Linked DNA regions of Homo sapiens: all the other regions are linked to region 1. The links are chromatin contacts, found by Hi-C or POLR2A ChIA-PET in ENCODE. All regions are on one chromosome and are shown on one strand. Each heading gives the region's core, a stretch centred on a gene start or an enhancer-like site at or near the end of the contact. The rest is flanking DNA. Distances are from core to core; before and after follow the strand shown. Region 1 overlaps SNX25 (sorting nexin 25). Region 2 has its middle 27 kb from the start of SLC25A4. Region 3 overlaps CFAP97 (cilia and flagella associated protein 97).

Region 1 (4,645 bases), core at 855-3,354:
TGCAGTCTAAGTAATGGTTTGCACATCCTCCCAGCTGGAGACCTCCATCCGGTTCCCTAGGATGGTCATTACCCATCTCAGGTCCCAATTAGTCAAATGTATAACATAGCACTCAGGGAGGCTGCAAAATTAGCTGAAAAAACTTAGACACAGCACCATAATACGTTTTTATCAGAAGCAGCTTTTCCGGTACTTAACACAAAGGGCCACAGGCAGGCCTCAGGTCAATACATGGACTTGTTCAAGATGATCTGTCAGGTATTATCAGACATCTTTTCATCCCATTTTCATTTACTTCAATAATGGTTTCTGAACTTGTGTTATACTTGGCCAACAGTCAGGACCTGCCTAAAGAACTCACTAATTTAGCATTTATCTCAACAGGAAAAAAATAGTATTTCAGAGACTCCTTTGTGGGAGGATGAAGGTAAATGTAGTTTGCCCCAAAATTAGTCTATTGCAAACTAAGATGTTTTGTGAGTGTACCTAAGGAAATGCAAGCTTGGAAGACCTAATTTTTCAAGAAAACTTTTACTTTTAAAATATATATCCTTAAACTTCATAGTTTGTGTATAATGTTTAAGTTAATCTAAAAATTCTGGGACTAAAGTTGCCTCTTATTTATAAAACAAACCTAGACCTCAATTTTAATTTGGGGTTAAAACATGTTAATAAAGAGAGAGAAATATAGGAGAAAACTGACACCCATTTACCAACCATTACATTCTTTTTACCCAAAGAGAGCTTAAAACGCCTTTCTAAAAGGACAAAACCTAGAAGAAAATTCCAAAGAGAAGTAAGAAAGAGAATAACCCTTCCCTAAAACCCAGCTGCAAGGCTGGGAAGAATGTTTTGGTGCTCCGCTTAAATGTGGCTTGCTCACGTGAATGCGTTCTGTTTGATAATGGGCCATACAATGCCATTGTCTGATCACAAAGCTTGTTGCTAACAAATGCAACAGCAGCTTGTTGCTTAGATGGTTCTGTTTATTTTTGCCTCAGAAAGCGAATGCCACATTCAGAGCTAAATGACTAACGTGGAGCTCATGCATCCCATGCTGCTGGCATGCAAAAATCCTTGTAAATCCAGTGATGCAGATGAATACATTTCTTTGTGGCCTTAAAACCCATTCATCCAAGAAATATTCACATCAAGAAAAGTATAGGCGAGTGGGTGTGTGACAACACCCCGTGACCCAGCTCATGCCAGAGTTATGTGGCTGTTTCTCTATAGAGTGTTAAGTAGTAACACTGTGCATTGTTAGAAACTGGGTTAATCACACAACATTTAATCTAGCTTTAAAAAGAAGTGGCCAGTGAAACACCGGATGGCAGTGTGTCTTTAAACTGGTGCCAAGATGAACACACACATGATGTTAGGTTAGTGCAAAAGTAATCACGGGTTTCGCCATTACTTTTAATGGCAAAAAAAGTGATTACTTTCGCACTAACCTATAATATTCCAAAGCAATTAGTTCAAATATTTACTGTTTTTCCGTCTAGATAGTCTAGGTTCTACTGAGATCAGAGCAAAAGGAAATGGGTGAATTTGGGTTCATTTGGTGAAAAAGACATTTATATTAGACATTAGGTAAACCCTTTTGGCTACAAAGACATTACAACAGACTTACGAATAACATCACAGAAATGCTTTTCGCTATAAATCCCCTGCCCATGATATAATTCTTCCTTAAGCAAGTGAAGTGGCTTGCAGTAAAACAAAAACAGCAACATCTAACGACAACTGTTAGATGCTATTTCTAATGAGGCAGCAGAGAGCAAAGTAACTTAAAGTGCAAACTCATGACTCCAGAAATAGTACAACTGGATTAAAATGGCACCACTGTGCTTTTCAGGTATAAAAAAAGAAAAACACCAACAGTAGAATATTTTCCTTCCCTCATAACATGCTATCATGTTCCAGGGCATATCATAATGGCAGCATCCTCAGCAGACTCACTGAGGGATTTAATGGATAATACAGGGCAGGGTTTCTCAACCTCAGCACTACTGACATTTTGGACAGGGTAGTTCTCAGCTGTGGGGGGCTGTCCTGTGTACTGCAGGATGTTTAGCAGCATGCCTAGCCTCTACCACTAGATGCCAGTAGCATCCCTTCCCCCAAAGACGACAACCAAAAATGTCTCCAGACTATTGTCACATGTCCCCTGGGGAGCAAAACTGCCACCTCCTACCCTCCACCTGGCCCCACTTAGCAGTGCTGATACAGAGGTACAACCTGCTCCTCTAACAAGAAGGTTAGAGCAAACAGAGGACAAGGCCGCACCCTCCTTCCCCTTCCCTCACTCCTCAACATGGGCTCTCTTCTCTCCTCTGCCCAGGATGCTCAGGTCTTCTCGTGAAATGCAGGCAATCGACATATGGAATAGAGACTTCCTCCCTAGAAAATGCTGGTTCTCCAATCAACTGTATGTGCACTGACAGACTAACCAGCTGTTGAATCTTTCTTGTATATTCAAATAAAAGTTTTAGGCTGGATGTGGTGGCTCATGCCTGTAATACCAGCACTGTGCAGGGCTGAAGTGGGAGGATGGCTTGAGGCCAGGAGTTTAAAACCAGCTTGGGCAACACAGCAAGACTCTGTCTCTATAAAAAAAAATTTAGGCCCGGTGTGGTGGCTCACGCCTGTAATTCCAGCACTTTGGGAGGCTGGGGCAGGCAGATCACATGAGGCTGGGAGTTGGAGACCAGTCTGATCAACATGGAGAAACCCCTTCTCTACTAAAAACACTAAATTAGCCGGGCATGGTGGCGCATGCCTGTAATCCCAGCTACTCGAGAGGCTGAGCCAGGGGAATTGCTTGAACCCAGGAGGTGGAGGTTGAGGTGAGCCGAGATGCGCCATTTCACTCCAGTCTGGGCAACAAGAGCAAAACTCCATCTCAAAAAAACAAAATAAGTTTAAAAATTAGCCAGGCGTGGTGGCATGCACCTGTAGTCCTAGCTACTCAGGAGGCTGAGGCAGAAGGATCACTTGAGCCCAGCAGGTCGAGGCTGCAGTGAGCCGTGATCACTAAAGCCAGGAGTTTGAGGTTACAGTGAGCTATGATCACGTCTCTATGTTCCAGCCTGGGTGACAGAGTGAGAACATGTCTCTAAAATATAAATAAGTAAACAGAAGTTTTACTAAATCCTCTTGATGGAAGGGTTCAAGAAACAGGTATATATTTACTTAGGGACTAGTCAAGATTTGAAGTGAGAAATGGTACTTGACCTCTTAACACAAAGCTGGCAGCAATTCTCAGTAGTTACCAATCATCACAGACTTCTTCAAAATTATCTAGAAATCACCTCAACAGTTGCTAAGGAACTCAAAAAAATATTTGCCTTACTTTTCAACCTGAGGCTGGTATGTCCTTTTTTGAAAAGAACAAATGGGCTTCTCTTACCACTCTAAACACCTGAGATTTCATAGTCTAACGTGTCACTCCACTTCAGTGGAGAGTATATTTGAGGAATAGCAGAAATCGTACAGGAGTTGATGGCGGAATCACTCACTTTATGATGGAGAAGAGTACAGAGACACATGGACTTTGTGCAGCCCGGCCAGGGTGTGCCCACTGTGTGCCCTGCCTTGCTTTTTTTTTTTTTTTTTTTTTTTGAGACAGAGTCTCGCTCTGTCGCCCAGGCTGAAGTGCAGTGGTGCAATCTCAGATTACTGCAAGCTCCGCCTCCCAGGTTCATGCCATTCTCCTGCCTCAGCCTTCCAAGTAGCTGGGACTACAGGTGCCCACCACCACGCCCGGCTAATTTTTTGTATTTTTAGTAGAGACGGGGTTTCACTGCGTAAGCCAGGATGGTCTCGATCTCCTGACCTCGTGATCCACCCACCTCGGCCTCCCAAAGTGCTGGGATTACAGGCGTGAGCCACCACGCCCTGCACCTTCGTTTAATGTCTTGGTGCTGGAACTCCTAGCACTCCCCTTGGTTTAAGGCCCTCCAACAGGCTTGCAATATGTTTTTAAAGGAATAATATAGCAATTAAATCCACATATAAAATTACAAGCAGAACCCCGTTCCCAAATCAGCACTGTGAGCTGAGCAGATTTGAGATATACACCCGGAACTCAGATCTGACCCATACAATGCTTGTTGTGAGCAGGAGCCCAGGACGAAACTCAGGAGACTTGGGCTCAAGTTTCGGATTTGTGTGTGACTAACTAGCTCTATTCAAACCAGGTCAGTTGTTTAACATCTCTGGACATGAGCTTTATTTGTTATAAAATGCAGGTGTTAGAGTCTACGAGGACTAAAGTTCTTCTTGGGGAGAGAGGGTGAGTAGAGTTGGTTATAAACTCATGAGACTATAGTGAGTGCAATGGAAGTGCCCGAGCCCACAGACCTTCAGGCAGGGAATGAGTGGGGGCCAGGTGGTGACAGTGGGGAAGGGACAGCAGGCACTGGAGGTAGTGCTGGAGGTTCAAGGACTGGGCAGGGAGGAACCCTCGCAAGAGCCCTTGGGGCAATGGCAGGGAAACAGCCTGAGAGGTGGTTGGCTCTAACAGAACACCACAGACTGCATGGCTTTCGAACAACAGACATTTACTCCGCACAGCTCTGGAGGCTGGAAGTCCACAAGCAAGGTGCTGGCAGAGTCGGCGTCTCCGCACCACATCCTCACATGG
Region 2 (4,645 bases), core at 876-3,375, 190 kb after region 1:
GAGCAGTTGATGTATTTCACCATAATTACGCATGCAAGAGTATATGTGGTGTGCATACAATGAGAATATTTTTTTCAAATCCAAACTCAGGACACATGGTCTGACAAAGGAGTTCTAAAGAATTTTTCATTTTTAACATAATAAAACAGACAAATCTATTATGTGTGTGTATATATATCTGTATACATATATATAAATAAATATATTTCATACGGCATACCATTGCCAAGTGTTTGGTAGAACTTGGGAAAACTTCTGAGGCTGAATCTGGGCTCAACAAGAAGAATGCTGTGTTGAATAGTGTTGTCTGATAGGCACCCAGGAGGAGAAATCGGCAGCCCACATAGCTCACATTTGCCATCGCTAGACAAGGAACTTGTCAGTGTCATAAAACACATATTAAACCACATTACATATGAAACCACATGTATCATTTCCATTAATGGTATGGTGAGAACGGAATAGGTGTTCTCAATAGAGATGCAACTCTTAAAAAATTGGGAGTAGAAGATCACAATGAATCATCAAAAAATGCAGAGGTTTCAGGTAAAAACTAAACAGATGAGGCAAGCCACACATGTTTATTCTTTGACATTATAAAGTATGTGTACATCATAAAAAAATCACCTTTCTTAATAAAACAAAGTCAGAATTTTCAAGGTGAACGCTAAAAAGAGAATCTCCCAGGTGAGGCAGAGAAGCCAGGCTGAGAAGTTCTCCCTCTGTTCCCCTGAGAGTCACTTCAGCTTTGGCTTCTCATCGACCCTTGCGGCTACCTCCACACCCACCATGGGAGGCTTCCCCAGCTGTGGCCTAAGGGCCCTCCTGGGAGACTCCAAGGCGCAGCTGAGACAAAGCTGAGGGTTCAAAAAGACCTTACCAAAGGCTGATGGATTACAAAGAAGAAATAAAAAGCTAGACCATAATTTGAGGATACCTCAAATTAAGTGAACCCCTAGATGTTCATGGACTCCAGGTTAAAAAAATCTGATATGCATAGGTATATTTTAGATTTATATGCAAAGTGATTTAAATCTTTATTTCCCAAAGTAAAATAATACTTTATGCAAAGGGTCAAACCTACTTCTTGCCAAAAAATTACCTTTTTGGGATTTTTATATGATTTTAAAGTAAGTAAACATTTGGTCTTTTCCCTCTTCAGTTTTATCTATAGACCATGCTAAAAAACAAAACAAAACAAAACAAAAAACCAAGAACAGAGGAACAAGAAGAGCTACTTGATGTAAAGAAGTGACTGAAAGAAAAGTTCAGAGAAGAATTTAGGAATTTGAGAGAACTTGAAAAACATGATCCAGAAAAAAAGAGGCAAAAAGTAAATGTATTTTAAGAATTATACTTGGCCCACATTCCATTGTTTTACATTTGAGGATTTTTCAGATTAAAAAACATATATTTATTATAGACAAATTGGAACCTATAGAAAAATATAATCAAGAAAATGTAAATCACCTAATAATGTCATCACTCAGATCAACACTATTATTATGTTGGTTAACAAATTTTTAAATATAAATAAAACAAAATTTGTGATCATCCTCAATTATTATTATTTTGTTAATGTTGTTATCATTATGTCATGAACATTTCAACAGATCATTAATTAGATTTTTGACATGAATTTTAATATCCACCTAAGATTTTATCAAATGGATATATTATAATTTAACAATTCCCCCAAACTGGTAAATTATTACCAGTTATTCACTATTATATTTACTATGTTTAAGACTTTAATGGATATACTTAAATATTTATTCATTTATTTCCTTCAGGCAAAACATAATTGTGACTATCTTTAGGAATATTTTTAAAACCGCTCTCCAGAAACTTACACCAATTTACCTTATTACTAACAGTACATATGCACATCAGCGTTAGCTTTCGCCCTGGCCTATGTTGGGTGTATTGGTTATCTATTGCTGCGTAAAAAATTACCTAGAAGTTTGCCAGCCTAAAACAATAAACGTTTATTTTCTCATGGTTTCTGGAGGTCAGGAATTTGGGCTGGGAGTCTCTGGCCCGGAGCTCTCATGAGACTGCAAGTTCAGCTGCTTGCCAGGGCTGTAATCACCTCCCAGTTCACATGGGGGAGGATCTACTTCCAAGCTCACTCATTGGCTATCATCCAGATGTTATCAGGTCTTCGCCATGTGGGCCTCTCCACGGCGCAGCTCACAGCATAGCAGCTGGCTTCCCTCAGATTAACAGAATGAGAGAGAGTGCCCGAGGAGGAAGCACCAGTCTTTTTAGAACCTCATTTTGGAAGTAATATTCCATCAATTTGTCATATTCTATTTGTCAGAGCAAGTTACTACGTCCGGCCCATATTCCAGGGAAGGGGATTACACAAGGAAGGGCATGAATACCAACAGATGGGATCACTGCGGCCGTTTAGAAGCTGCCTATCATAGTATATTACCTATCAAAGTACCCTTATTTCAAAATTAAGCTTTGCCAAAAGTAGTAACTCAATTTTATTTTACTTTTTTCATATTTGATTGCCTGTACAGTTGACCATATTATTTATTTACTAATAAGCTAATATTTGTCTAGTAAGTTTTTTGTTTTGTTTTGTTTTTTGTTTTTTTTTTGAGACGGAGTCTTGCTCTGTTGCCCAGGCTGGAGTGCAGTGGTGCGATCTCGGCTCACTGCAAGCTCTGCCTCCCGGGTTCACCCCATTCTCCTGCCTCAGCCTCCCGAGTAGCTGGGACTACAGGCGCCTGCCACCACGACTGGCTATTTTTTTGTATTTTTAGTAGAGACGGGGTTTCACCGTGTTAGCCAGGATGGTCTCGATCTCCTGACCTCGTGATCCGCCCGCCTTGGCCTCCCAAAGTGCTGGGATTACAGGCGTGAGCCACCGCGCCCGGCCCTTATCTAGTAAGATTTCTTACAACAAATAGACATTTGTTGGCTCACAGTTCTGGAGGCTGAGAAGTCCAGTGTCAAGGCACCAGCATCTGGCAATGGGCTTCTTGCAGCATCATAACATGGCTGAAGGGTGAAAGGGTGAGAGAAAGAGAGAGAGAGAAAGAGAGAGACTGTAAGAGCTGGCAAACCCATTCCCATGATAATGAACCCATTCCCACAATAACAGCTTTAGTAACCTAACTACCTCTTAAAGTTCCCACTTCTCAATACCATCACAATGACAAATTTCACCATGAGTTTTGGAGTGGATGTTTGTTAAACAATAGTATAATATAATATTTATTGAACATTTACTATGAGCCAGGTATTGAGTTAAGCATTTTGTATGCATTTTCTAATGTAATCTTCCCCATGATCCAATAAGGTAGGCACTTTCATTATCAAAACCATTTTACACATGAGGAAACTGAGGCACGGGATTAAAGTTATCAAATGTTATATAACTGGTGAGGGAGCTCCACAGTCTGTGCTCTTAACCATTATCTTACATGCGTCTTATGCTCATGTGTGTATTTGTGCTTTTACACATATGTATATGTGCATAAACAATATAGACAATTGTGTTTTAAAACTACATATAAATGATATCACGTTGTACAAATATTTTTGCAATTTTCTTTTTTCACTGAGCGTTGGTTTTGAGATTTATCCGTGTTGATAGATGCAGGCACATTTAGTCATTTTAACAGTCTTGTGGAATTCCATTGTGTGAATGAACCACAGTTTAGCCATTTTCCACTGAGGGGAGGTTAGTTTCATTTTTTTCACAGTGAGATAAAATGCTACACTGAACAGCTTTCCGTATGTCTTTTGGGGCACATTTGCATGACTTTCTCTAGAATAGATAACTCAAATGGATTTTTTGGCTACTGGGGCTTGTGTCTCTCCAAAATGAATGTGCCCATTTATTTACCAGCAATGTGTAAAAATTCCCGTATTGTATGTCTCTGACATGGTTTGGATCTGTGTCCCTGCCCAAACCTCATGTCAAATTGTAATCCCCAATGTTGGAGGTAGGACCCGGTGGGAGGTGATTGGATCATGGGGGCAGTTTAGTACCATCCCCCTTGGAACTGCTGTCGCGATAGTGAGTTCTCACGAGATTTGGTTGTTTAAAAGTGTGCAGCCTCTTCCTCCTCTCGCTCTTCCTCCTGATCCAGCCATGTAAGATGCTCTTGCTGCCTCTCTGCCTTCTGCCATGATTGTAAGTTTCCTGAGGCCTTCCCAGAAGCCGAGCAGAAGCTGCCACGCTTCCTGTACATCCTGTGGAACTGTGAGCCAATTAAACCTCTTTTCTTTGTCAATCACCCAGTCTCAGGTATTTCTTTATAGCAGTATGAGAATGGACTAATAAAATCTCTAGCTGTATTAGTTTGCTAGGGCTGTCAAAACGAAGTATCACTAGCTGGGTAGCTTAAACAGCAGAAATGTATTTGCTACAATTCTGGTGGCTGCAAGTCAAAGATCAAGGTGTCACTGGAGTTGGTTTTCTTCTGCGGCCTCTCTCCTTGGCTTGCAGGTGTCCATCTTTTTGTGTCTTTACATGGTCTTCCTTCTGTGTGCATTGTGTCTTAATTTCTTCTTCTTAAAAAACACGAGTCAGATTAGATTAGAACCCCTCCCTAATAACCATATTTTATTTCACATTAATTAACTCTATCCAAATGTATTTATTTATAGAGACAAGGTCTCA
Region 3 (4,645 bases), core at 1,547-4,046, 130 kb after region 1:
GTGGCAAGGAACAGATAACTAAGCTAGGTGAAATGAGGTCGGTGGGAGCTGAGATAGATGATAGCTTTCCACACATCACCTTCGCAGTATTCAAGATTTGTTCATGTTTCGTGGAAATTTGAAATTCCCGTATGTCAAAAACATATGGGATTACTTCCTTTGTTTTCACTCTCACACCTGGCTCTGGGCCGATCGCATTTAATAAGAAATTACATTGTGCATACTATTTTACAAGTGTTAGGCATTAAGTCCTGATAGCAATCTTATAGTTATTGTAGTTACAGAAGAGTAAAAGAGACACTGAGTGGGGCACAGGGACTTACTCAAGGTCACACGGCTAGCAGGTGTCAGAGCCCAGGTGCAAATCCAGGTTGCCTAGCTTTGGGGTTACCTTTTTTTTTAACCAGCTTTATTGAGATATAATTCACATACCATTACCCATTTAACGTGTACACATTCAATGGTTTTGGTATATTATTAAGTTGTAGTAATGTATATATAACTTAAAATTTGCCATTTTAACAGTTTTTAAGTGTCTAATTCAGTGGCATTAAGCATATCCACAGTGTTGTACAACTGTCACTACCATCTATTTCTAAAACGTTTTCATCACTTCATACAGATGCTGTGCTTATTAAACAACTCTCCTTTCCCCACCCCTATCCTCTAAGGGCATCTAGTCTGCTTTCTGTCTCTATGAATTCGGCTATTCTAAATATTTCATATGAGTAGAACTGTACAATATTTGTCCTTTTGTATCTGGTTTATTTCACTTAAAATGTTTTCATGTTTCATCTATGTTGTAGCATGTATCAGAACCTAATTCCTTTTTATGGCTGAATACTATTCCATTGTAGGTGTAGACCTAAGCTATAGTGAATAATACTGAAGTGAATATTGGCAACTATCTGTTCATGTCCCTGCTTTTAGTTCCTTAAGGCCACATAGAGTAGAATTCCTGGGTCATATGGTAATTTTGTGTTTAGCTTTTTAAGGAACCTGGGTTTACTTTTTTTTTTTTTTTTTTTTAAGAGACGGAGTCTGGCTCGTCACCAGGCTGGAGTGCAGTGACGTGATCTCGGCTCACTGTAACCTCTGCCTCCCAGGTTCAAGCGATTCTCCTGCCTCAGCCTCCTGAGTAGCTGGGACTGCAGGCGCCTGCTACCATGCCTGGCTAATTTTTTGTATTTTTAGTAGAGATGGGGTTTCACCGTGTTAGCCAGGATGGTCTCGATCTCCTGACCACATGATCCTCCCTCCTCTGCCTCCCAAAGTGCTGGGATTACAGGCGTGAGCCACTGTGCCCGTTGACTTTGATTATTTTTCTATTTAAAAAATCCTATTAGTCCAGGCCTGGTGACTCATGCCTGTAATATAAATCTAATTATTTATATTGGAGCCTGTTTGACAGTCTTAAATACTACCTTCCTGACCAGAAGTATGGTCTTAACCATACTGCAAGCCTTCTCATACTCAACCTTAAAAAGAGCCACATTTGCTCTTTGAGTGTGAGCCAATGCTTTTTTTTTTTTTTTTTTTTTGTAGAGATGGGATCTCACTTTGTTGCCCAGGCTGGTCTCAGACTCCTGACCTCAGGCAATCCTTCTGCCTTAGCCTCCTAAAGTGCTGGGATTACAGGTGTGAGCCACTGCACCCAGGCTGATAGACTTTTTAATCTGTTTGCTAGACTGTTAATATTCAAAGTACACATGCATATGTTCAGCACACAGAGACACACTTTTGTAGTTATTTCAGTGTCAGATATACTGCAAAACAGAATTCATTCCTTTATATTTTTGATGATTTATATCCTTTCATTTGCTCTCTCTCCAGTGACAGAGAACAATTCAGCTGGCTAACAGACATGATAACTAAAGCATTTCTGTTCCAGAACTCTTACATCAGTGTGTTAGCAATTCAGAGGCTATTTAGATGGAAATAATCCCAGACAAAGAAGTAGTGTTGTGCAGAAAAGGTAGAGAAGGAAGGCAACGATTGTATAAAACTGACTTCTGTGCTCTAGAGTTAAAAGCATACTGTTCATCTGTCCTGATGAGGTTCAAGATCATCATTATTTGTTTCAATAGGTAGATATTATCCTTCCTCTCATTAAACATTGCATCCAAACAAAAATTAAGGGAATAAAAATTATTCTAGCTTATTAGCCTAGCTTATTAGCAAATTTTAAATTCAGAGAAATGAAAATTTTATCCAATAGAGTGTTTTTATCCAGTAGATAACTTTATCAGTAGACAGCCTCAATTATCATTATAATTTAAATAAAATTAGAATTTTATTACTTGTAAAAAGGGGAGTAATTTTTTAACTCATGAATTCTGAAATATTATTTTTAGCCAGGTACAGTGGCTTATGCCTGTAATCCCAGCATTTTGGGAGGCCAGGGCAGGAGGGTTGCCTGAGCCCAGAAGTTCAAGACAAGCATGGGCAAGCAACATGGTGAGATTCCATCTCTACAAAAAATAAAAAATTAGCCAGGTGTGGTGATGCATGGCTGTAATCCCAGCTGCTCAGGAAGCTGAGGCAGGAGGATTGCATGGGCCTGGGAGGTCAAGGCTGCAGAGAGCCGTGATCACTCCACCTCTGCCTCCTGGGTTCAAGTGATCAGTTCAGCCTGGGTGACAGAGCAAGACCCTATCTCAAAAAAAGAAAGAAATATTCTTGTTAAACCATATCTCTTTCTTTTCACTTGAACTTTTTTCCGAATGAGCATAAGAACAATCTTAGCAGAAGGAGAGGTGGTTAAAGATACTTGGTTGATGGTTTCACTTTACCCTCTAAGAAGAAGTGAGATTATTTCATTCTTTTAAATGTGTGTCAGTGTCCTCAGGTGTGAAAGAATGTTGGGGGAGAGAAGTAATTCAAGCAAAGTTATGGAGGAAGTAAGATTCCTAGAGGAATGTAGTATCAGGGTTGGAGCCTAAAGTTAACTAAATGGAGTTAACTTATTTTCCTTTTTTTACTTTCTAAGATTATGTGTGTAAATAAAATAGTCCTTAGTTATTTCGTTGTTCTTGTTTTGGGGGGATTTTTTTGTTGGCTTTTGGAGATGAGGTCTTGCTGTGTTACCCAGGCTGAACTCCTGGGCTGAAGTGATCCTCCCAGCTCAGCCTCCCGAGTAGCTGGGACTACAAGCGTGTGACACCCCGCCTAGCTCATTAGCAAATTTTAAATTCAGAGAAATGAAAATAAATAGACAATAGCCCATCTTTTCATGTAGAAAAATTGAAACAAACAAATAAATAATGTAATGATGATTTCTGTACCTGTTAGCATAATTTTTCCAGTTAGGAGTTCTCGTGTTAGAATTTTGTTTTAAAAATAAAAGGCATGTATGAATTTAGAAACTTAAGGCAGTTCTTTTTTTTTTTTTTTTTTTTTTTTTTTTTTGAGACAAAGTCTTGCTTTGTCGCCCAGGCTGGAGTAAGTGGCTCAGTCTTGGCTCACTGCAACCTCTGCCTCCTGAGTTCAAGCTATTCTCCTGCCTCAGCCCCCTGAGTAGCTGGGATCACAGGCCTGTGCCACCACACCTGGCTAATTTTTGTATTTTTAGTAGAGACAGGGTTTCACCATGTTGGCCAGGCTGGTCTCAAACTCCTGACCTCAGGTGATCCACCAGCCTCGGCGTCTCAAAGTACTAGGATTACAGGCGAGAGCCACCACACCTGGCCTAAGGCAGTTCATAAAAACATTCAATGAAAAATAGGCTGGCGTGGTGGATCACCTGAGGTCAGGAGTTGGAGACCACCCTGGCTAACATGGCGAAACCCATCTCTACTAAAAATACAAAAAATTAGCCAGGTGTGGTAGTGGGCACCTATAATCCCAGGGCTCCTGTAATCCCAGCTACTCAGGAGGCTGAGGCAGGAGACTCACTTGAACCCGGGAAGCAGAGGTTGCAGTGAGGCAAGATACTCGCCTGGGCAACAAGAGCAAAACTCCGTCTCAATAAATAAGTAAAAAATAAAATTATCCTCTTCTGTGCTTTGTCTGCTAGTATACAGGAGTAACTTTATTTTATTTATTTATTTAGACTATCTCGCTCTGTCACCCAGGCTGGAGTGCAGTGACGTGATCTTGGCTCCTTGCAGCCTCCATCTCCTGGGTTCAAGTGATTCTCCTGCCTCGGCCTCCCAAGTAACTGGAACTACAGGCTTACACCACCACACCCAGCTAATTTTTGTATTTTTAGTGGAGATGGTATTGCCATGTTAGCCAGGCTGGTCTCAAACTCCTGACCTCAAGTGATCCATCTGCCTCAGCTTCCCAAAGAGCAAGGATTACAGGTGTGAGCCACTGTGCCTGGCCTGTAGGAGTAACTTCAGAACTCTTATGTGGAATAATTAAAGGGAGATTGTGATAAATTGTCACAAAAATGATTTATAGCAAGTCTCATACCTACTATGAATATTAATCTGTTGATTAACAGTACTTTTGTTCTAAGATCTTGAAATAATGTATACTTTACTTCATTGGGGTTTCCTTCTTGTCTGGTTAAGGTCTGTTATCTCCTTCCGTTGAAGAAAGCAAGCTAATGATAACTCAGTGTGACTCCCACTGTTGAAATGTAGAGAGCAGTCGTCTTGATTCTGCCTGTGTGGGGGACAGTTGTTACTTTTTAGTGTCC

Evidence for each region. A loop is a pair of places that touch in the nucleus more often than their neighbours do. ChIA-PET counts read pairs that join two places held with the same protein, here RNA polymerase II (POLR2A). Pooled maps may share reads with other maps.
Region 2: a loop to region 1 is called in a map of HCT116, with 3 times the contacts of the local background. The contact joins two enhancer-like sites. A Hi-C loop is called at or near these places in 1 of 168 maps with a recorded cell type or tissue (HCT116), 1 of 37 single-sample maps with no recorded cell type and 1 of 50 pooled maps. POLR2A ChIA-PET finds 5 or more read pairs at or near these places in 2 of 52 experiments (H1 and activated B cell).
Region 3: a loop to region 1 is called in a pooled map, with 2.9 times the contacts of the local background. The contact joins two enhancer-like sites. A Hi-C loop is called at or near these places in 2 of 168 maps with a recorded cell type or tissue (CD4-positive, alpha-beta memory T cell and naive thymus-derived CD4-positive, alpha-beta T cell), 6 of 37 single-sample maps with no recorded cell type and 13 of 50 pooled maps. POLR2A ChIA-PET finds 5 or more read pairs at or near these places in 2 of 52 experiments (OCI-LY7 and activated CD4-positive, alpha-beta T cell).

The regions. Positions count from the first base shown.
Region 1 is chr4:185,302,635-185,307,279 of GRCh38, reverse strand. All of the region lies in intron 6 of SNX25 (sorting nexin 25), which reads right to left. Among named protein-coding and RNA genes, the nearest start is that of LRP2BP, 91 kb to the left of the region's middle. RefSeq lists a silencer at 791-1,085 and enhancers at 609-1,109, 1,195-1,254, 2,290-2,479, 3,368-3,467. Within about 2 kb of position 2,104, at least 10 of the 41 ENCODE cell types and tissues checked have a DNase peak (open chromatin) inside an H3K27ac peak, as active enhancers do; they include OCI-LY7, where a contact is called at or near this core.
Region 2 is chr4:185,113,616-185,118,260 of GRCh38, reverse strand. No RefSeq gene overlaps it. Among named protein-coding and RNA genes, the nearest start is that of SLC25A4, 27 kb to the left of the region's middle. RefSeq lists an enhancer at 1,992-2,286. Within about 2 kb of position 2,125, at least 12 of the 41 ENCODE cell types and tissues checked have a DNase peak (open chromatin) inside an H3K27ac peak, as active enhancers do.
Region 3 is chr4:185,169,747-185,174,391 of GRCh38, reverse strand. All of the region lies in intron 3 of CFAP97 (cilia and flagella associated protein 97), which reads left to right. Among named protein-coding and RNA genes, the nearest start is that of SLC25A4, 29 kb to the right of the region's middle. Within about 2 kb of position 2,796, at least 3 of the 41 ENCODE cell types and tissues checked have a DNase peak (open chromatin) inside an H3K27ac peak, as active enhancers do; they include OCI-LY7, where a contact is called at or near this core.